Regions from separate parts of the Homo sapiens genome. Here regions 1 and 2 are each linked to region 3. Evidence: read pairs that join two places in POLR2A ChIA-PET (ENCODE). Cell type or tissue: OCI-LY7. All regions are shown on one strand. Each heading gives the region's core, and the rest is flanking DNA. Links, peaks and the distances in the headings are about the cores only. Region 1 overlaps SUCLG2-DT (SUCLG2 divergent transcript). Region 2 overlaps SUCLG2-DT (SUCLG2 divergent transcript). Region 3 overlaps SUCLG2-DT (SUCLG2 divergent transcript).

Evidence for each region. ChIA-PET counts read pairs that join two places held together with the same protein. Peaks named below come from ENCODE experiments on the same cell type or tissue, not always from the same donor. Only the 100,000 strongest peaks of a DNase experiment are listed, where the experiment ranks them.
Region 1: POLR2A ChIA-PET joins it to region 3 with 6 read pairs; 1 of 35 experiments calls an interaction of 5 or more read pairs at or near these places.
Region 2: POLR2A ChIA-PET joins it to region 3 with 9 read pairs; 2 of 35 experiments call an interaction of 5 or more read pairs at or near these places.

Annotation. Positions count from the first base shown.
Region 1 is chr3:67,860,474-67,867,596 of GRCh38, reverse strand. The region is part of intron 5 of SUCLG2-DT (SUCLG2 divergent transcript); the gene reads right to left. Among named protein-coding and RNA genes, the nearest start is that of TAFA1, 140 kb to the left of the region's middle. In OCI-LY7, for the core only: CTCF peaks have their summits at 3,327 and 3,530 (motif pointing right); a DNase peak (open chromatin) is centred at 3,516.
Region 2 is chr3:67,816,109-67,823,231 of GRCh38, reverse strand. The region is part of intron 3 of SUCLG2-DT (SUCLG2 divergent transcript); the gene reads right to left. Among named protein-coding and RNA genes, the nearest start is that of SUCLG2-DT, 160 kb to the right of the region's middle. In OCI-LY7, for the core only: CTCF peaks have their summits at 3,389 and 3,590 (motif pointing left); a DNase peak (open chromatin) is centred at 3,591.
Region 3 is chr3:67,912,968-67,920,090 of GRCh38, reverse strand. The region is part of intron 6 of SUCLG2-DT (SUCLG2 divergent transcript); the gene reads right to left. Among named protein-coding and RNA genes, the nearest start is that of TAFA1, 88 kb to the left of the region's middle. In OCI-LY7, for the core only: no CTCF peak of the experiment used is centred there; a DNase peak (open chromatin) is centred at 3,530; H3K4me3 peaks cover 963 bases; H3K27ac peaks cover 1,254 bases.

The sequences.
Region 1 (7,123 bases), core at 907-5,906, 52 kb after region 3:
AGAAACAATAGATGCTGGTGAGGTTATGGAGAAAAAGTAACACTTTTACACTCTTGGTGGAAGTATAAATTAGTTCAACCATTGTGGAAGACAGCGTGGTGATTCCTCAAAGACCTAGAGGCAGAAATACCATTTGACTCAGCAATCCCATTACTGGGTATATACCCCAAGAAATATAAATCATTCTATTATAAAGATGCATGCATACGTATGTTCATTGCAGCACTATTCACTACAGCAAAGACACGGAATCAATCCAAATGCCCATCAGTGATAGATTAGATAAAGAAAATCTGGTACATACACACCATGAAATTCTATGCAGCCATAAAAAGGAAAGAGATAATGTCCTCTGCAGGAACGTGGATGGAGCTGGAAGTCATTATCCTCAGCAAACTAACGCAAGAACAAAAAAACAAACACCACACGTTCTCACTTGTAAGCGGGAGCTGAACAATGGGAACACATGGACACATGGTGGTGGAGGTGGGGTGTGGAGCAACACACACTGAGGCCTGTCAGGGGATGTTGGGAGGAGGCAGAGGATGAAGAAGACAAGCTAGTGGATTCTGGGCTTAATACCCAGGTGATGGGATGATCTGTGCAGCAAACCACCATGGCACACGTTTGCCTATGTAACAAACCTGCACATCCTGCACGTGTTCCCCGGAAATTAAAATAAAAGTTAAAGATTAAAAAAAAAAAGTACACACTGTTTTGCTATTCATGAAAATACATTGACTTTGGTTCGCATGCTTTATAACTGGTGGAAAATTCATCACCATGACTCACCTTCTTCTAACATAGGGCCCTGAAGTTCCCAAGAGCTTTTGCCTCCTAATCTCAGGAAATCCACACCACAGCCATGTGATGAGTATGTTCCTCCTGCCTCCGCTTGTGAGAGAGGTTGAGGGATGTGTCTAAGGTGGTGTCCTTAAGCATGTCTTCTTGTTAAGAAGCCGAATCTGAGCTCCACCTTAACCTCTTCAGTCAGAATCTTGGGGCGCTGAACAAGTTCTTCAGGTGATTCCAATTGATGCTCAAGTTGAAGAATTACTATTCTATACCAGATTTCTTAAATTTACCTGATAAAACTCACCTGGGATGTTCTTCTTCAACCAGGGCTTCCAGCTGGCCAAATTGGTAGCCTCTGAAAGTCCCTCCCACAGAAAGTCTGGTCTCAGTGGTTCTCAGATGGTGTTACAGACTGAATTGTGTGTCCCCAAACTTCATATGTTGTAATCCTAACCCAATGACTGCATTTGGAGACAGGAACTTTAAAGAGGTAATTAAGTGAAAATGGGACCATTAGAGTATACTTTAATTCAATACAACCGATATTCTTACTAAAAGAGGTGATTAGGACACATAGACACACCATGGGCACACAGATACAGAGACACAACCATGTAAAGAGGCGGTGAGAGGGCAGCTGTCTGCTAGTCAGAGAGGGAAATCTGAGAAGAAAACCAACCTGCTGATACCTTGGTCTTGGGCTTCCAGCCTCTAGAACTGTGAGAGTATACATTCCCATTATTTAAGCCATTCAAACTACAGTACTTTGTTATGGCAAAGTATCTATATTTTCAATAGGCGCCACAGGTGGTTCTTCTATTCCAGCCAAGCTCAACAAATATCTCTGCTCACACTTTCCTTTTGGATGTGGTCTTTAGAACAGCAGCTTTAACATAGCAACGACTGACTCAGAGTCTGCATTCTTTTTTTTTCTTTTTTTTTTTTTTTTTTTTTCAGACGGAGTCTCGCTCTGTCGCCCAGGCTGGAGTGCAGTGGCGGGACCTCGGCTCACTGCAAGCTCCGCCTCCCGGGTTCACGCCATTCTCCTGCCTCAGCCTCCCAAGTAGCTGGGACTACAGGCGCCCGCCACTACGCCCGGCTAATTTTTTGTATTTTTAGTAGAGACGGGGTTTCACCGTTTTAGCCGGGATGGTCTCGATCTCCTGACCTCGTGATCCGCCCGCCTCGGCCTCCCAAAGTGCTGGGATTACAGGCGTGAGCCACCGCGCCCCAGAGTCTGCATTCTAACAAAATTCCCAGCTGACTTATATACAGAGTAAAGTTTGAGAAGCATTGCCCTGCACCACAATCTACAGTTGTTATATTTAGCAAACAGATATTTGCAATATTTGAGACGTATTCATACATATATACATACACCTATAAGTATACATATTTATACTAAAATATTCATCATTTATCTGAAATTCAAATTTATCTGGGCGTCCTGTATTTTAACAGGCAACCCTACCACAACATCCTCTCTCAGAGTGTAGAAGGAAACTGGATTGGTTCACCAGAATGATGTCAGAACAAGACGGCCAAAGACTCAACTTTGGTTTCTGAAAGCATCCTTCAGTATCGTGTGTTTCTTATTCCCAAATTGAATAATGTAACAACACTGGAAAGGACATTTCCATTAGTTAAAAAAATAGCAAAACCTGATGATATTGTCTAATCTTCAGGTACTGAAATTTCTCACTGGAAACATCTGTATCAATTCTCACCCTTAAAACTGACAGCTTGTTTTCTGGAAGGCAGCCCTGAATTCAGAGCTCCTTATCACCCAAACATTCTCAGCAATACCACGTGGTTATTTTTTGTTGATAGTGCCATATCTCTCAAAGTTAAAATACCAGGTCATTTATTTTGTTACTTCTAAAAAAAAGTCACAGAATGCTAGCACTTGGCTCAGCTACCTGCTATCAGTGTCAACCTTGGCAAGTTACTTAAACTCTCTGAGCCTTGATTTCCTCATGTATAAAATATGGGTATCTAGTACACACAGTAGTTGTGAGGGTTGAGTAAGTTACTGTGTGTGGTCGGAAGAGTGCTTGGTACAACTGTAATTGCTATGAAGTGTTACCTATTACTAACAAGGAAGTGGAAGTTCCCAGATAAGACTTTTTTCAAGCATAGTCCCTGAATCCCTTAGGGTCCCTAAGTCAGAATCCCTTAGGGTGCCTGTTAAGAAATATATACAATGGAATACTACTGGGCCATAAAAATGAATGAAATCATGTTTTCCTTTGCAGTAACATGAATGGAACTGGAGACCATCAGAAACAGAAAGTCAAACGCTGCCTGTTCTTATGTATAAGTAGGAGCTAAATAATGTATACACGTGGACATAGAGTATGGAATGATAGAATTGGAGACTCTGAAGGTTGGGGAGGGTGAGAGATGAGAAATTCATTAATGAGTACAGACATCACCACTATGCAATATATCCAGGTAACAAAAAGACACTTGGACCCCCTAAATTTATACAAATTTTTTTAAAACAAATTTAAAAAGTAGATTCCTGGGTCTCATCTACTGAATCAGAATCTCAGAGATCTCTGGTTATTACAAGTATCCCTCACCCCAAAAGTGTTCCTTAAGTACATGAAAGTTTGAGAGGCCTGTTGTGGAAATTAGGAGACCTGCCCACTTCTCAGTGGCAGTATCTTTGCTACCCAGTAGTGTATGAAATAGACAGGTGCATGATAAAGGACTCAGCGCATTCCACTAGAGGGCGAAATACAATGGAAATTTAAGTGGTTTTTCCAAGGTAGCAAGTTACCCTAGTAACAGGCAGAACCAGGATTTCAATGCATATCTCTAACTATAAAGGTCTGCTGTCATCCACCCCACCAGCAGGAACACAAATCTATCCAGGAGACGCTTACCTGCATCTGACGATAGAGGAGAATGAAGTCTTCCAAAATTGCCTCTTCTCTGAAGAGACTTTGTACTGAACGGTGGACCCCAACATCCCTGTGGAAAGGGTGGGGCCTCCCAAGTGCCCTGCTAGAGCCAGCCTTGACAATGAAGGGCATCTATCTGCTGAGGAGAGCCTCACTTTGGAGCAGCCCACACCTGCAAGCAAAGGGCTCACACATCCTGGAAGAAGCCTGCAACCAGGATGGGCCTTTTAATCCAACGATTTCACATCCGAGAATTTTCTTTGAGAAACAGGAGTTTTTAATGTTTACAAGAGGAGAAGATCAACAGCTCAGTCTCTTCAGCAAGTCAATGTTAAAGAGGAGAACAAAGGCGGAAGGGATTGCTCTTGATGGAAAGACACTTAAGAGATGCAACAATCAAACGTAATAACTGGTCCTTGGTTGGATCCTAATTTGAAAAACATTCTCACTCATAAGTGGGAGTTAAACAATCAGAACACATGGACACAGGGAAGGGAACATCACACACTGGGGCCTGTCAGGGGATGGGGGCTAGGGGAAGGATAGCATTAGGAGAAATACCTAATGTAGATGATGGATTGATGGGTGCAGCAAACCACCATGGCACATGTATACCTATGTAACAAACCTGTACGTTCTGCACATGTATCCCAGAACTTAAAGTATAATAATAAAAAAAATCAAAAAAAAGTAAAAATTAAAAGTTGGTGTTCAATGTAAAAAAAAAAAAAGCTGAAAATGGCATTTTGGACCATTGGGAATTTTTTAAATGGATCGTATATTAGATATTAGGGAATTGCACTTAATTTTGTTAGGTACAATAATTATACAGGAGAAGTTCTCATTTTTATGAGACACAGATTTACAGTAGTAGGGTGAAATGTTATGATGCATATGTTTTATTTTAAAATACTTAAGAAAAACAAACACCAAGCAAGTATGGCAGAATGTAATCAGGCTGAATATACTTGCTAGCTACATGTTTGTGTTCATTGTACTACGCTTTCTAATTTGCTGTGGGTTTGAAATTTTCATAATAAAAAGTAAATTTAAAATTACTGAATGGGACATTTGGGGCCAGTAAGTCCACTTCTAGAAACTTGTCAATATTCATTTGTTTATTGAAAAAATATTCCAAGCAATAAGAAAATATTTAGACAAGTACTTGAGTATTGCAGGGCTATACATAATAGGTAAAACTTTAAAAAAAAAGCTAAATATCCATCAATTAGAAGCTGTTAAACAAATAGGCAAATTGTAATTCATGTTCACAATGAAAGGATGTGCATCTCATAAACAAAATGATACAAGTTTCTGCTTCCAGAGTCATATAGGAAGGTATTCAAGATAAATTCATTAAGTGAAAAAAGCAGCTACATACCAGCATGCATGCTGTTTTGCAAATGATCCCATTTTGTGAAAAGAATCATGTATTTATTTAATAGTGATTTTACAAGCTAATGTGCATTGAGAACTTACTATTTTCCAGCCCCTGTGCCACATTATAGGATTATTTTAGTATCGTCCCAGTTTTCCAGACTAGGAAGTTGAGGCACAGAGTGGTTATGTAATTTGCCCAAGAGATCATACAGCTAAAAGAGACAGAACTGGGATTTCAACCAGGTTTGTGGGATTTTCAAGCCCAAAGCCCTTACTCACTGCACTGCTCTCCACCCAGGAAGACAACATACCCAACACCAGCACATTAATATGGATTCCGATTGTGTGGTGGAATGATGGGGAATTGTTTTTTGTTATGCTTCCGTGTAGCTTTTCCTTTTTTCTATAAGATGTATTACCTGGAGCTCTTTTCATAAGTTCCGGAACAAATCATAAAAAAGATGGGGAAAAAAATGCAACAATGAGCAGAATTTTCTGGATCTGGGCCCAGATATCCATCATCATCTGGCTGTGTAATGCTGTCTGCTTACTCTGCTACTACCCTGGGAGACTGTTTCTAGTTACCTTCTCTACATTTCTTTCTGCATTTGCTTGTGCCTGGCTTACACTGAGAGTGCAATCTGTCTCATTTTGTCGAGCCTTCTTGCCTTGATAAACTTCCCTTGTAATAATATCTTCTACTTTATTGTAGATTGTATTTTCCAAAGATGGTGATAACAGTATCTCCCATCCCACATGCTGTGAATATATGACTTTGCCACTCCTGTATAAAGATATGTTGTCTATATCCCTTCCCCTTGAACCCAGTGGAAATTTGTGACTGCCTCTATCAGTAGTATACATGGCAGAAGTGATCCTATATGACTTCCAAGGCTAGATCATAAAAGATAACACAGCTTCTACCTAATTATTTCTTTTCAGGGATGCTTGCTCTTGGAAGTTGGCCACCATGCTGTAAGGAAGTCCAGGCCACATGGAGAAGCCATGTATAGATGTTCGAGCCAACAATCCCAGCTGAGGTCCTAACCAAAAGCCGTCATCAACCACCAGATACATAAGTGAGACCTTGAGATGACTCTAGCCTAAGCAGTATCAGACTGAAACTACAAGAGAGATTTGAGCAAGAAGCACCAAGTTGAGCCCAGTCCACCTCCAGAACCTTAACAGATAATAATATATTGTTATTTTACATCACTAAGTTTAGAGTGTTTTGTTACACTGAAATAGATAACTGATACATAGTTGGATAGTACATTGTAATTTATAAAGCACTTTTACTTTCATTCTCATAACTCTCACAATCTTGTGGATGTAGATAAGAAGATTCTTTATGCAGAGGAAAAAGCTGGAGCTCTGAGAGTTAGGAATCTGGGATTATAAATATGAGAGAACTGGCCTATATCCTATTTCAGGTACTATTAATAGCTACATGCTCTTAGACAGTTTACTTAAATTTTGAAAGACTGTTTCTTTATCTGTAAAATGGGTATAATGTTACCAACCTTACAGGGCTGAGCAATGGGTTGTCTAATGCATGTGAAGTCATTAGCACCACCTCATCTCAATAAATGTTTCTGGTTTGGGGGCCCAATACCTTGGAGGTAGTCTTGACTCCTTTTTTTATCCCTCACATTAAACCCTCAGCATATTGTAGCAGCTCCAGCTTCAGAATACATGAAGAACCCCATGACTTCTCCCAATCTCCACTGGTCCAAGCCCCTATCATCCCTCCCCTTCACTAGGGCAATTGTCCCTATGATCTTCCTGCTCTACCCTTGCCTCCACATGAGTCTGTTTTCCATACAGCTGCAGAAGTGACCCAGCAATCATGGGATCGGGTTGTGTCATGCCTATGGCTTCCCATTCAGCATATTCTAGCCGCTCCAGCTGCAGAATACATGAAGAACCACATGCCTCCTCATTCCACTCAGAGCAAAAAGTCCCAACAGGAAACAGCCAGGCCTGTGTGCATAATCTGCTCCCTGTTATCTCTCCCACCTCATCTTCTTCCACTTTTT
Region 2 (7,123 bases), core at 1,277-6,276, 97 kb after region 3:
CATGAGTTAATGAGTGGGTTGTGAGTGAATGTGAAGTCCTAGGCCATTACTGTATGCTACTGTAGACCTTAAAAAACACTATACATATTTATTACCACTATCATTATTATGCACTACATAATTTTATGTGCTATAACTTTATATGACTGGCAACACAATAGGTTTGTTTATACCAGCATCACTACAAAAACATGAGTAACAAATGCATTGTGCTACAACATTATGACAGTTACAAACTCACTAGGTGATAGAAAATTTTAAGCTCCATTATAATCTTATGGGACCATCATATATGAGGTCTATCTTTGATCAAAACATTGTCATATGGCTCATGACTATATATTATAAACGTAAGAGTTTAAAGGGGCATAAAAGGAACCTGGGCTTTCATACATCATTTCAAATGATAAAATGATGACACAGTATAAAAAGATATATCCTCAAAACATTAACAAAATCAAAATTAAAGTGGCTATCTTAATAACAGAGTAGACTGCAGAGAAAATTACCAGAAACATGGATAGACAGTGATAAAACATATAATAATAATACATGATGACATATAATCATATATAATATATAATGATAAGGAAATATATATTTATTGATAAAAAGTTCTATATCTAGTATATAATGATAAAATATATACGATTAAAAAATCAATATATAATGATTAAAAAGATCAATCAAACAAGAAGACATAGCAATCCTAAATGTGTATGCATCAAACAACAAAGCCACCAAATACAACATAGTTAAAAGAAAAACAGAAGTGTACACAGTTATAGTTGGCGATTTCAACATCCCTCTCAACAACTGATAGAACAATTAGACAAAAAATTAGCAAGTGTAAAGAATAACCCAACATCATCAACCAATAGGATCCAATCAACATTTATAAGTAGCATGCTCAGTATTTAATGACTAACTTAATGTTACTCTAACATTAGTCTAACTTGCCAGAAAGTTCAACTGGCATAAGCATTAAAATTCTGTAATGACACCATTGTTAAGATATGAGCTCTTTGCTCTTGCTCTGTCTTTTTTAATCACTCATGTCTGTACCATGTTTTGTGTTGCAGATAGGGGGAAACCAACCCTTTATTATGCTGTTGTATAGTGTCAAGCAAGTATAATTGGGAAAAGTGCTATGAGGAGCCAAAAAAAAAATCAAATTGTTACATTTTTGCTGATTGCACAAAGAGGACCTAACATGAGAAGGAAAGTGCTGATTCTGATGTAGTTAGGAAAGAAACAGATTTCTGAAGCAAGGGACTTAAGGTTTACATCATGTGAAATCGATTGTGCATTGTCTTCTCTAAGAATTTTGAAGGAGGGCAAAACCCCAACTTTCTCCATATGTTTGATAAAATAAAAAATAGTTTGTCCAAGCAACAACAGCACACTGAAAAAGTTCTTCCCTGAAAAATGGCAAAACGCTTTCCAAGAGCACAGAACCGGCTGGCTTTTGGTTTAATTCAGCGATACTTCTATTCATTGGCAGAAATAACAGCATATTTCCTGCAGATCAAATTTGAAGTTTCTCTCAGAAAATATCTTGGGTTTTGTATATGCATATTCATAAAATGAAAATAACTTGATTTGCTGGCACTCTGGTCCTGGAGGCAGAGGGGTAGAGGGGGAGCAAAATATTATTAGGAATTCAAGTAAAAGAGCAGGGCCAGAGAAAGCAAGAAAGTGAAGTAAAAACACAGGTCAAGTTTCCAGAAAGAGCAGAAATGTGCAGATGTTAACCGTGCAGATGTGCTTGGGAAAGAAGGTGGCTTTTCCACTCGGTATCCTATAGCATGAGCTTGAAAAATGTTGGTTGCCTGACCCAGATGGTAGCGAGTCTCACGTATGCCAGTGCAGAGCCAAAGGTGTGTCTGGATGCAAGCTGGCTGGGATTCCAGCCAGGGACACAGCAGTGAAGCTCAGAATGAGAGGGAAGTATCTGATCTTTTCTAGCAGAGGTGTCCTTCAGAACAAGGCTCATGTCTGCTTAGGTGGCAGCAGCTTGCAGAAAAGTGAAGGAAATAATCAGAGTATTCTTTGTTTGCACCTCCATTTCCATTTTCTACTTTGTCTCTTCCTTCTTTCCTTCCTTCCTTCCTTCCTTCCTTCCTTCTTCCCTCCCTCCCTCCATGTCTGTCTGTCCTTCCTTCCTTCCTTCCTTCTTTCCTTCTTTCTTCCTTTCATATATGGGAGGGACATCACAGTTTTGATCCCTAGCTACTTCCTGGCCAGGCTGTCAGGCTGCAGTGGCTGCCTTTTTCCAAGACCACAGCTGCTGTTTGGTGGCAGCAAATATTCCCTGATGTCACTAGCCATGGAGTCCTACACCACTGTTTGTGAGTCTCTCTTAACACTGCCCATACCTATCTAATGTCTCCTTCATTAAACTTAACTCAATTATCTCATTTGAATATTTTATCTGTTTCCTGCTGGGACACTAACCTAGCAAGTGAATTGGTCCTGATTGGTAAATGAGTTCCAGAAAGGTGACTTGAAGTGGAGGAAGGAGAATAGTAGCGATGAAGGGAGAGAAACCTCCAAGACAACATGCTGCTATGGTCCTTGGCTGTCCTCTAGGAAAGCAGCACTACTCCCTAAGCCATCTGTCTTAGGTTACAGTGTTGCAGAAATTAAGAAAATGACATTGGGTGTCATTGGGAGCTTGGAAATGACAGGCAGTATGAAGTTAATGGAGTTATGGAAAGAACCCAGGATTGAGAGTCACACAAACCAGGGTCTGTTACTTAATATCTGTGTGGCCTAGAAAAAGTGGCTTAAATCTTTGAGCCTCACTTTTTTTCATGTATTCAAAAAGATAATAATATCCACATCTTGGTGATTTTGTGTGATGGTTAATTATTAAGATAACACAATGCATCTAGGACAGGGTCCAGAGCTTTCCAGTTTCTTGGTGACTGTTAGCTCCCTTCTTCCTTCTCTGCTTCCAAGTAACTGAACAAGTCATGGGATGCCAACGCCTGGGAAAGTTTATGCTCCTAGAACAGAAACGTGTTTAGTGGCATGATGGTGCTGCATTATTGCTTTACTAATAACCGGCTATGGTGCACAGTACCCTGCACTGGCATCAGAACTAGATTAAAGATTTAGATAATCAACAAAGCCCGTTGATTTTTTTTTAACATACTTGTCTTCTCTGAGCCCCAGTAACCCATAAGTAAAGGGAAGCATTTGGGCCAGATCAGCTCTTCCTAAAATACGAGTCACAGTCTGAAATTGAAAGGGAGACAAGGGCATAAGGAGGAGAGTATGTTCCCCCTCAACTTCCAGAATGAAAAGATAGAAGGCAATAGAAATGACAGCAGTCCATTTAATTATCTGTAGCAAAAATAATGTGCTGGTAGGTCATAAGCTGGAAACTTTTGCAGATGTGTTTTGTTTGACCTGCATATTGGTGTTTCAAAATTTTGCATTATTTGACAACATTTAAAAGTCAGGAGACATGATATGAAAATTGAGATTGCCAGCTTCTCTGGAAAATCTAGTCATACACCCTCCCCTACTATACAAATTTCTGCAGGGTAGTAGTGGCCAGAGCTGAGAAAGTGCTGCCACCTACAGAAAGAACCTGAGCCCTCCTGTTGGTCACAGTCTTCATCTAGCTCACTTTTCCAGTCTGTATGTTACCTGGCAGAATCTTGAGGACATTCGAGTGCTTGATGCTTAATAAATTAAGAAATGTAGGTAGCAATGTAAATGGTTCTGATAGATTAAAAATTGCCTTTTATCTTCACTAAAATAGAAAGTAAAAATAAGCACCAAGGACACATTGGTATAATACAACTCAATACAAATCAACTAATAGCAAAGTATGGACCTTTTTCAGGACTTAATATAAGCAAACTGTAAAAATCTAAAATAATTCATGAGGCACTCAGGGAAATTTGAACATTGAGCGAATATTTATGGCATTTGGGAACTACTCATATATTTGATGTTGTAACAATGACACTGCTATTTTGGCTTTTTTATTGTTAATACATTTTATTTTTTGAGCAGTTTTAGGTTCACAGCAAAAAGTGCAGAAAGTGCAGTGAGTTCCTATCTACCTCCTGCTTCCCGCCCACCCCACACACACAACATACCCTACTCTCTACATCATACACTAGAGTGTATATTTAATGCAACCAATAAACCTACACTGACACACCATTTTCACCCAAAGTCCACAGTTTACATTAGGGATCACTTAGTGTTGGACATTCTGTGGGTTTGGACAAATGTATAGTGACATGTATTCACATTAAAGTATCATGCAGAATAATTTAACTGCCCTAAACATCCTCTATGCTCTCTGTCTATTCATCTGTCCCTCTCATCTAAGCCCTGTCAACCACAACACTTTTTACTGCCTCCAGTTTTGTTCTTCTCTTTTGATATTGGGTTGGCTATTCTGGGTATTTTGCTTCTCCATAGAAACTTTAAAATCAGTTTGTTGATAACCACACTTGATCATGGTGCATAATTATTTTTATACATTGTTGGATTGAACTTACTAATATTTTGTTAAGGATTTTTGTACCTATGTATGTGTGAGGTATTACTCTTTATGGTTTTTCCATGTAATATCTTTGTCTAATTTTTGTACTGAAGCAGTGTTGGCCTCTTAGACTGAGTTAGAAACTATTCACTGTTTTAATCTTCTGGAAGAGATTGTAGAGAATTGGTATGATTTCTTTTCCTTAAATGTTTGGTATAATTTAGCAGTGAACCCCTCTGGGTCTGGTGCTTTTATTTTTAAAGGTTAAAGGTTATTAGTTATTGATTCAATGTCTTTAATAGATATTGGCTTATGATTGCCTCTTTCTTGTTGTGTAACATTTGACACGTTGTATTCCTCAAGAAATTGTGTCCATTTCATCTAGATTATCAAGTTGTGAGCATAGAACTGTTCATAATAACCTTTTGTTATCATTTTAACATCAACGGGTTCTGTAGTAATATCCCCTCTTTAATGTATGGTACTAGTAATTTATGTCATCTCTCTCTCTTAGCCCAGCTAGAGGTTTTATTGATCTTTTCAAAGAACCAGTTTTTCATTTCATTTATTTTCTTTGTTGACTTTTTGTTTCTCAATTGTATTGATGTGCATTCTAGCTTTTATTATTTCTTTTCTTCCGCTTACTTTGGATTTAATTTGCTCTTCCTTTTCTAGCTTCCTAAGGTGAGGGCTTAAATTATTGATTTGAGATTCTTCTTTTCTAATATGTGCAATACAAGTTGACTGATGGTGCTCTTGAGTTCAACCATGTCCTCCACCTTTTGGATCTGTCCTCTTCTAATAGAGGAGTGTTGGAGTCTCCAACTATAAGGGTGGATTCTCCTGTTTCTCCTTGCAATTCTCTCAGTTTCTGTTTCAACTATTTTGACACTGTCATTAGGCATACACATCTTAAAGACTGTTATGTCTTCTTGGAGCATTGACACTTTTATCATTAAGTAATATCCCCTCTTTATTTCTGATAATTTTCCTGGCTCTGAGGTCTGCTGTGTCTGAAATTAGTATAGCTACTTCCACTTCTTTTGACTGATGTTAGCATGGTGATATGGTTTGGTTGTATCCCCACCCAAATCTCATCTTGGATTGTAGCTCCCAATCTCTCCAATTTTGGGGACAGTAGTCTTTCCTGTGACCTCATTTCTTTGATGGGTCTGATGACCTCATTTATTTGTACTTGTTAGGACAGAGTGGCAACTTCTATGTTTCTTACCTGCCAGAAAAGCAACTAGAAATCTCTGTTTTTAAAAAAAGTTCTTATCTTTCTAAGATGACTGCTGAGATACATATAGACAAGATATGATACCTGGAATTTGCTTCAAAATAATCTGGGAGGATGAAAGGAAATGGATGGGATGCAACTGAAACAAGATTGGTCATGACTTGATCTGAGAACCCAACAAAATCCATTGTTGAATTTGGGTGATAGCTATATTGGGGTTCATGACACTATTCTCTAAATGTTTGTATTTGCTTTTTCAAAATATATTTCAAAATATGTTTTTGAATGTTTCTCTTTTTCTACTTGATAAACTTTGAATAACTATAGTTCTCTAACTGGTCAGGTCCATTTTCTCTCTTCCTCCCACTCTGTCCTCCCTCCCTTTTCTCCAAATACTTCAGAAAAGACAGACAAGGCTCACCAACATCTTAAAAGGAAGAAAAATAACTCTACCCTAGTGGTAGTTCCCATACTTCAGTCCTTCACTTTCTTCATGCATATCTTGCATACCCCATTGTAGTATTTTCTCTAAAATTGTCTTAAAGTTTGTTTCAAATTAAGGCCTTTATTTTCACAATGTCCTGAGAATTGTATCCATGAAACCAAAGAGTTGAGGTTCTAGCAATATTTTAATACATGTAAAAATGAATCTGTAGCCACTAAATAAAGTACATTGTCTCGGCCGGGTGCCGTGGCTCATGCCTGTAATCCCAGCACTTTAGGAGGCCGAGGCAGGCGGATCACGAGGTCAGGAGATCGAGACCATCCTGGCTAACACGGTGAAACCCAGTCTCTACTAAAAATACAAAAACAAAATTAGCCTGGCATGGGGGCGGGCGCCTGTAGTCCCAGCTACTTTGGGAGGCTGAAGCAAGAGAATGGCGTGAAACTGGGAGGTGGAGCTTGCAGTCAGCCGAGATGGCGCCACTGCACTCCAGCCTGGGTGACAGAGCCAGCCTCCGTCTCAGAAAAAAAAAAATACATTGTTTCATGTATTTTATTTAATCATCTTATATTTTACCAGCCAATATGTGTGACATGCTGCACGACCGCACTAGCTAAGTCAAGGTCACAATTATGGAGAGAGGTGCATAGATTCCCAGTACCCTCAAAAATTTAAGTCATGTTATACTTCCTCTTTCCTGGCCTAATATTCAGAAGATGATTAAGTGGCAGAATCAGAATCTCTTACCTCTCCAATGTAGCAGTTTGACTTATATCTGAATTTTCAGTAGAAATCACATGTATTTTACTGTGCGGATTCCCAACAGTGTCAGAGAATTCAGCAATTGTCCTAAGCTGACCATCAAATGAGGGAGGTATAAATCCATGTTTGCTTCTTGAGAGAGGTTAGATCTCTAACTAAAAGG
Region 3 (7,123 bases), core at 938-5,937:
TGGTAGCAACACTATCTGTGGCTCCTTTCCCCTCTCCTATCACTTACTGATCAAAGTTCTCCCCACGGGCTATTATCTTTCCTGCACTTTTATATTGTGGTACAAGGCCCTTCTGGGCAGCTCTGGGAAAGCCAGAGCCTTGTAGGTCCAGATCCAGGAGCTGGAACTGCTATGGACCATGCCACAGTGAGTACAACCAAGCCTAGGCTTTTGTCCCTAGGGAAGGGAATGTCCACAGGAACTTTAGAAACATAAGAACAGGAGCCTTCCCTGGGCCATTCCAACAGGATACTGGGCAGGTAGCTGAGGCCCCAAGTGAGAGGGTGCAGGCAGACTGAGCAAGTATGAGGTGGCACATAACCTGGATCTAGTACCTCTCCCCTTGTGATGGACTCATTTAAAGAATATGTGGTTCTTGCAGCAACATGGGTGGAACTGGAGGCCATTATCTTAAGTGAAACAACTCAGAATCAGAAAGTCAAATACTACATGTTCTGACTTATAAGTGGGAGCTAAATAAAGTATATACATCAAGCGTGTGGAATAATAATCATTGGAGACTCTGAAAGTGGGAGGGTGGGAGAGGGATGGGAGATGAGAAATCACTTAATCAGTACAATATACACTATTTGTGTGATGGTTACAATAAAAGCCCAGACTTCACTACTATGCAATATATCCATGTAACAAAATTGCACTTGTACTGCCTAAATTTATACTACATACATACGTTTACATATACATACATACATATGCACATATACAGGTATATGTATGTGTGTATAAATGTATGTATATATATACACATATATGTAGTATAAATGTATATATGTAGTATAAAAGTATGTGTGTGTGTATATATACACACACAAACAAAAACACACATATATATATATGGTTCTTCCTCACGGATAGAAGATAGGTCAAGGACACTTTGTAAAGTATCTCTGAACAAAAAAAATGTCATGACTTACATGGCAGCAAGAGCCCACTACACTATTATTTAGCCAGTTTAAGCCCTGGATAGAGAGAACTGCAGTAAGATTTCAACATGCTTCTTGACCTTCAGGGTTTTTGACTCTCAGAACTCTTTCCACAAATCTGATGAGTACAAGTCAAGCATTTCTGTTCATGATGACTGAAAGAGAGATATGGCTGCTTGGAAGCAGAGGATTGATGCAAATGACTTCGGCTACAATGTTGCAGACATAGAAATGTTGCAGATATTGAAATCTAAAGCAACAGGTATCATTCTGCAGAAAACATGTTTACCAGCTGGTGCCACTAATCAGTCCTCTCTTACAACTTTTTTGCTTCCAATCCTCTCTAGGGTCTTGCTGGGCAAATAACTGATTGTGCCATGTCTATAATCACTTTTCCAGTTCTCCTCCCAATTACATACTGACCCTTGCTTTCTTCTGCTAATATGCAGTTGTCCTTAACCTCCAATGGATGTGAACAGCTCACTGACTTACAGATGTGCCTCTGTATCAGCATGTCTGCCCGAGATTTCTAACATCTTGCCTGAATCAGTCCTTTCTGCAATCAGGAGCTTAATTCCTATTTTTAAATAATGGCAAGGAAGTGGCTGGTGATAGTGGCAGCAAAGAAAATGGCATTGAAGTGATTTGTTTCCTCATGTCTCTCCAATTGAAAGGGCTCCTCAAGCACAGAAGTCATTTCTTTCTGAGCTTTGTATCCTCAGTGTCTAAGCCAGAATTTGCCCTATTGAAAAGACTCAACAAATATCTGTTGAATAAATGAATGGCACAAGACAAGGGGAAGAAGATTGGCTCTAAAAAGCACAAACATAGGGGATAGTGGAAAGAAAATTCATATTTTTCCTTCACAATGTTATGCGAAATATTACATGAAATACCTTTATGTGAAGAAGCAGGATGTAAACTATGTGTATATTTATCATGGCAGTTTTGTTTTTAAAAAGTATATAATTACAAACATTGGCATGCATGTATATAGAGAAACATAAAGGAAAACATTTCAAGGAAATGCAGCAAAATGTAAACAATCAGAATCCATGGCCAGTGGGATTGTAGAAAATTTTTGTTGTATTCTTTATATTTTTCAGATTTTTTCTAGATGAACCTATAATTTATAATTCAAAAAGTAATGCTTTAAGAAGTCCACCCAAAATTCAATAGAGAAAAGAAGAGAGGGATGTGGAATAAGAAAGTCATTTTATAATTTATTAGAAGATAGGACAAAGACTGTGCCTGTTGGGCCAAAACTACTCCTACAATGGACCTTCTTCATCAGAGCTTTTGCTTCCTGTGATGCAGTTACCCAGGGTCAACTGTGGTCCAAAAATAGGCAAGTACAGTACAATAAGTTTGAGAGAAAAAGACCACATTCACATAACTTTTATTATAGCATATTGTTGTAATTGTTCTATTTTCTTATTATTGTTCTTAATATCTTATTGTAAATTAAACTTTATCATGACTATGTATGTACAGGGGAAAAAAAAAACACAGTATATCTAGGATTCAGTGCTATCTGTGATAGGCATCCACTGGGAGTCCTGGGACAAATTCCCCAAGGATAAGTGCAGACTACTGTACTACCACTCCACTCGTAATACTTGTTGTCATCATCATGATCATCAAATAATGTACAGGACATCAGGGTGAGGCAGAGTAATTCTACTTAGAATATACTTCTGCCACATGGTTTTCTAATAGTTCAAGGCCTGCACCACAATATCAATGGGGATGGAAGAGACTCCTCAAAGAATCACAAGGTGAAGATTTAGGGCGCCCGTAAGTCCAGCCACTACTCTTGCTACATACCCAGATAGAGACTCAGTCTCCCTAAACAAAACTCTACTGTTCCAGGGGCAGAAAGTCACTCTGTGATCCTTGTTCCAAACTCTTGCTCTGTGGAACTCTTTTAAACCTCTCTTTTTTCGAATCTTACACAACACAAAACTGAACAGGAGGATTGCAAGAGTTGTAGAAGCAGGCTTTATGATTACAGAGCAGAGGTTCTCAACAGGAGGCATTTGGTCCCTAGGGGACATTAAGTAATGTCTGAAGACATTTTTGATTGTCACAACTTGGGAGGAGGGCGGGTGCTATAGACATCTGACATGTAGATGATCAACATCCTACTTTGTACAGGATAGCCCTCACAACAGAATTATTTGACCCAAAATGTCAACAATACTTAGGCTGAGAAACTCCATTTTGAATATGAAAGAATGGGTCCAAAATGAGAGTTATTACCACTGTCACCATCAAGAAGGTCCACATCTTGGCAAACGACAATAGAATGGTCAACTCTAGGGACTAACACAGGTATCAGAAAACCATTGCCATCCAACTATGGGTTTCAGAGCTACACCCTGCTTCTTAGATCCACCTTGGCAGGAAAGAGAACTAACTTGATACCACAATTCACGATTGGAGAACGGCAACGGAAAACTCAAGGCTTCCCCTTGGGTGCCTGCAGCAGAAAACGCAGAAGTCAAGACAGCATGCCTACACTTTATTTCCGCATTCAGAACCTTTGTCTAGAGAGCATCTGGTTGGCACAATCTAAATTAAGAGGTGCTGAGAAATGAAAGTTTTGCTTTCACAACCTTGCACTATAAATGGAGGGTAGGATGGCTGTTGACTAAGTTACTTTCCTACACCTGTCAAAATATCATATTATATTTAAACACAGTCAGTGCTCCCCACCAGACTGTTTCTCATTCCTGGATTTGTCATTCCTGGATTCTTACTCTGATTGGTCTCTCCATTGGCTGGCTTTAGTTTTCAGGAGAGTTTCCCCCCAGCAAGAGCTCACAGGCTCTACATTTCCTGATTTATTTCATGTTTGACAATGTTGCTCTGTAACCATTAGAAATAAAAGCAACTCTGGTCATTGGGTGGTGCTCTCTCTCCCTCAAGCACTGCAGACTTTCTGTCTTCTGGCCTTGGATGTCAACATGGAAAAGTCTGAGGCCATCCGGATTTCTTCTCCCAGGTAAATAATTTGCTTTTTCTGCCTGGAAACCTCAAGGATGGGATGTGCTGAATCAGTGTGTGCTCCTGGATCTGCAGATGTGATTTTCTCTTCATTTCAGGGAAATTATTTTGTGTTATATCTCTGAGTGCCCTTTTTTTATTTTTATTTTTTGCTTTGGGAGGAATATCCACCTTAGAGACACCATTTATTATTAAGCTGCTTGTTTTAGTCTTATTTATCTATTAGCATTCTTACTGTTTTAATCTCATCTGGATTCACTGTAATTATGTATAGTCTCCCTTCTATGTCAATAATTAAACGTTCAATGTTTATTCTCTTACTTGATATTTCTACTTACTGATCTGTTTCCTTGAGTCTACAAATCACTCTGTTGTTTTTATAGCTAATACATGAGAAATGCTGGACTCAACAGGACACATCATGAAAAAAGTTGGTATGCTTCCTCCCCATCTCCTCCAACCCGTACTTTGTGTTAATCTTTTTTGTTCTTACATGAAAAGTGAGATAACACCCAAAGCTTCTCTGGTCCCTTTCAAGTCACAAGAACAATCTCATTTCAGTAACTACAAAGTCCACTTTAAAGTATATTACGACTCTAAATTTTAAATTGTTCTCCTTTCCTAGTTCAAATTCACCTCAAGAGGGGAAGTTTTCAGTGAGGGCAGGAGGTGTGGTTGCTTCTTTTTTTGCCCTGTCCCATCCGTCCACACTGTGATGGTTAATATTGGGTGTCAACTTGATTGGATTGAAAGATGCAAAATATTGTTCCTGGGTATGTCTGTAAGGGTGTTGCCAAAGGAGATTAACATTTGAGTCAGTGGACTAGGAGAGGCAGACCCACCCTCAATCTGGGTGGGCACCATATAATCAGCTGTCAGCATGGCTAGGATAAAAAGAGGCCAAGGAACATAGAAAGGCTAGACTGGCTGAGTCTTCTGGACTCCTATCTTTCTCCTGTATTGGATGCTTCCTGCCCTCAAATATCAAACTCCAAGTTCTTCAGCTTTTGTACTTTTGGACCTACATCAGTGGTTTGCCAGAGGCTCTCAGGCCTTTGGCCACAGACTGAAAGCTGCACTTCCCTACTTTTGAGGTTTTGGGACTTGGACTGACTTACTTGCTCCTCAGCTTGTAGATGGCCTATTGTGGGACTTCACCTTGTGATTGTGTGAGTCAATTCTCCTAATAAACTCCCTTTCATATATACATCTATTCTATTAATCCTGTCCCTCTAGAGAACCCTGATTAATACACACAGCTTCTTCACCAGCTCTGTTTCTGAGGCCTGAAGACTCTAATCCAGAAGGAAGTCATGGCTTAGGAGCTGAGCCTTCTGGAGGGTGGCAGGAATACAAATGCAGATTCCTACACGTGGGGGCTCTTCAGTGTTTCCTAGGACACCCTCCCATGGGGGCCTTCTGACCACAGCTCCTATGACACTAGCAACACCTTTGGTATGCTTCCTGCCCCCCGTCTTATCCCTGGAATTCCTACTCTCCAACACTCTCCTGGGTCACTTGCCCCCCACCGGAAGCTCTCTGGGTGGAAACTCTTTCACACTGCCTCTGCAAAACCATACATCTTTCCTTAATATGGAGATAAGCACAGATGGTCCCAACTCGCTATGGCTTGGCTATGATTTTTCAACTTTATAATGGTGTAACTGTACTTTAAGTACCCACAAAACCATTCTGTTTTTCATTTGTAGTACAATATTCAATAAATCACATGCAACAATCAACATTATTATAAAATAGGCTTTGTGCTAAATGATTTTGTCCAACCACAGGCTAATGTAAGTGATCTGAGAACATTTTAGGCTAGGCTCAGCTATGATGTTTGGTAGGTTAGGAATATTAAATGCATTTTCAACTTAGAATAGTTTCAACTTACAATGGGCTTATTAGGATGTAAAGCCAAGAAGCATCTGACGCCAGGCATTGTGGCCCATGCCTATAATCCCAGCACTTTGGGAGGCCAAGGCATGGGGATTACTCGAGCTCAGGAGTTTAAGACCAGCCTGGGAAAAATTGTGAGACTGGATTTCTACAAAAAAATTAAAAATTAGCAAGGTGTGGTGGCATATGCCTTTAGTTCTAGCTACTTGGGCGGCTGAGGTGGGAGGATCACCTGAGTCCAGGAGTTTGAGGCTGATTGCATCACTTCTCTCCAGTCTGGGCAAAAGAGCAAGACTCCATCAAGAAGAAGAGAAGGAGAAGGAGAAGGAGGAGGAAGATGAGTAGAAGAAGGAGGAAAAGGAGGGGAAAAGGGAAGGAGGAGGGGAGGAGGAGGAGGAGAGGAAGAGGAAGAGGGAAGAGAGAAGAAAGAAAAAAATAATCTGTCCGTAGAGTGTCGTCCTCTTTGCTTTACCACCATAGGCCTAAACCAGAACGAATAGGCATTTATCTCCACTAGTGTTTTCCTTGCATCACTTAAAGTTGGGCTTAGGTTGCACACACAGCTCTCCCCTCCTCCATGAGGGAAGGTGTGAAAACAAAGGGATATACCACACCATGCATTTCCTCATATCTTCCTCCCACCTTAATTGCCAGCGGTGGGTATTCTCAGAACCTGGCCAACCAGCTTTGCCATCTCTTAGCATGTATTGCTTTGGTGACTTAGCTTCTCATTTTAGGATAAGAGGGTACAGAGCAACTATCATATTTTAAAATATCATGTGTCACATGCAATACTTGAGACATATTTATACTAAAAAAAGTAGTTGTATTAATGTTCTGTTGTTGCTGTAACATATTACCAGGCTTAAAACAACGCAGATTTCTTACCGCATGGCTCTGTAGTTTAGCCCAACATGAGTATCACAGGACTGAAAGTAACATTTTAATTGACAGGACTTTGATCATTTCTGGAGGCTGGTGGGGTTCCTCAATGTGGGGAACACCATGCCTTCATCGTTACACTGTATGTCAAGGTGCCTTTCCCTCCTCTGGCCAATGAAGGCCAGTCAAACAATTTTGCCCAAGTATTTGAATTTTGAGGGCTGTAATTTAAGGTTGGAATCCACCAGAGTTATTTCACTCATCTGCAAGAACTTGAAATGACTGGTCATTTATTTATACCTTCTAGATCCCTGGCATCGCTGCCTGTGTGAAACCATACGTCTTTTCTT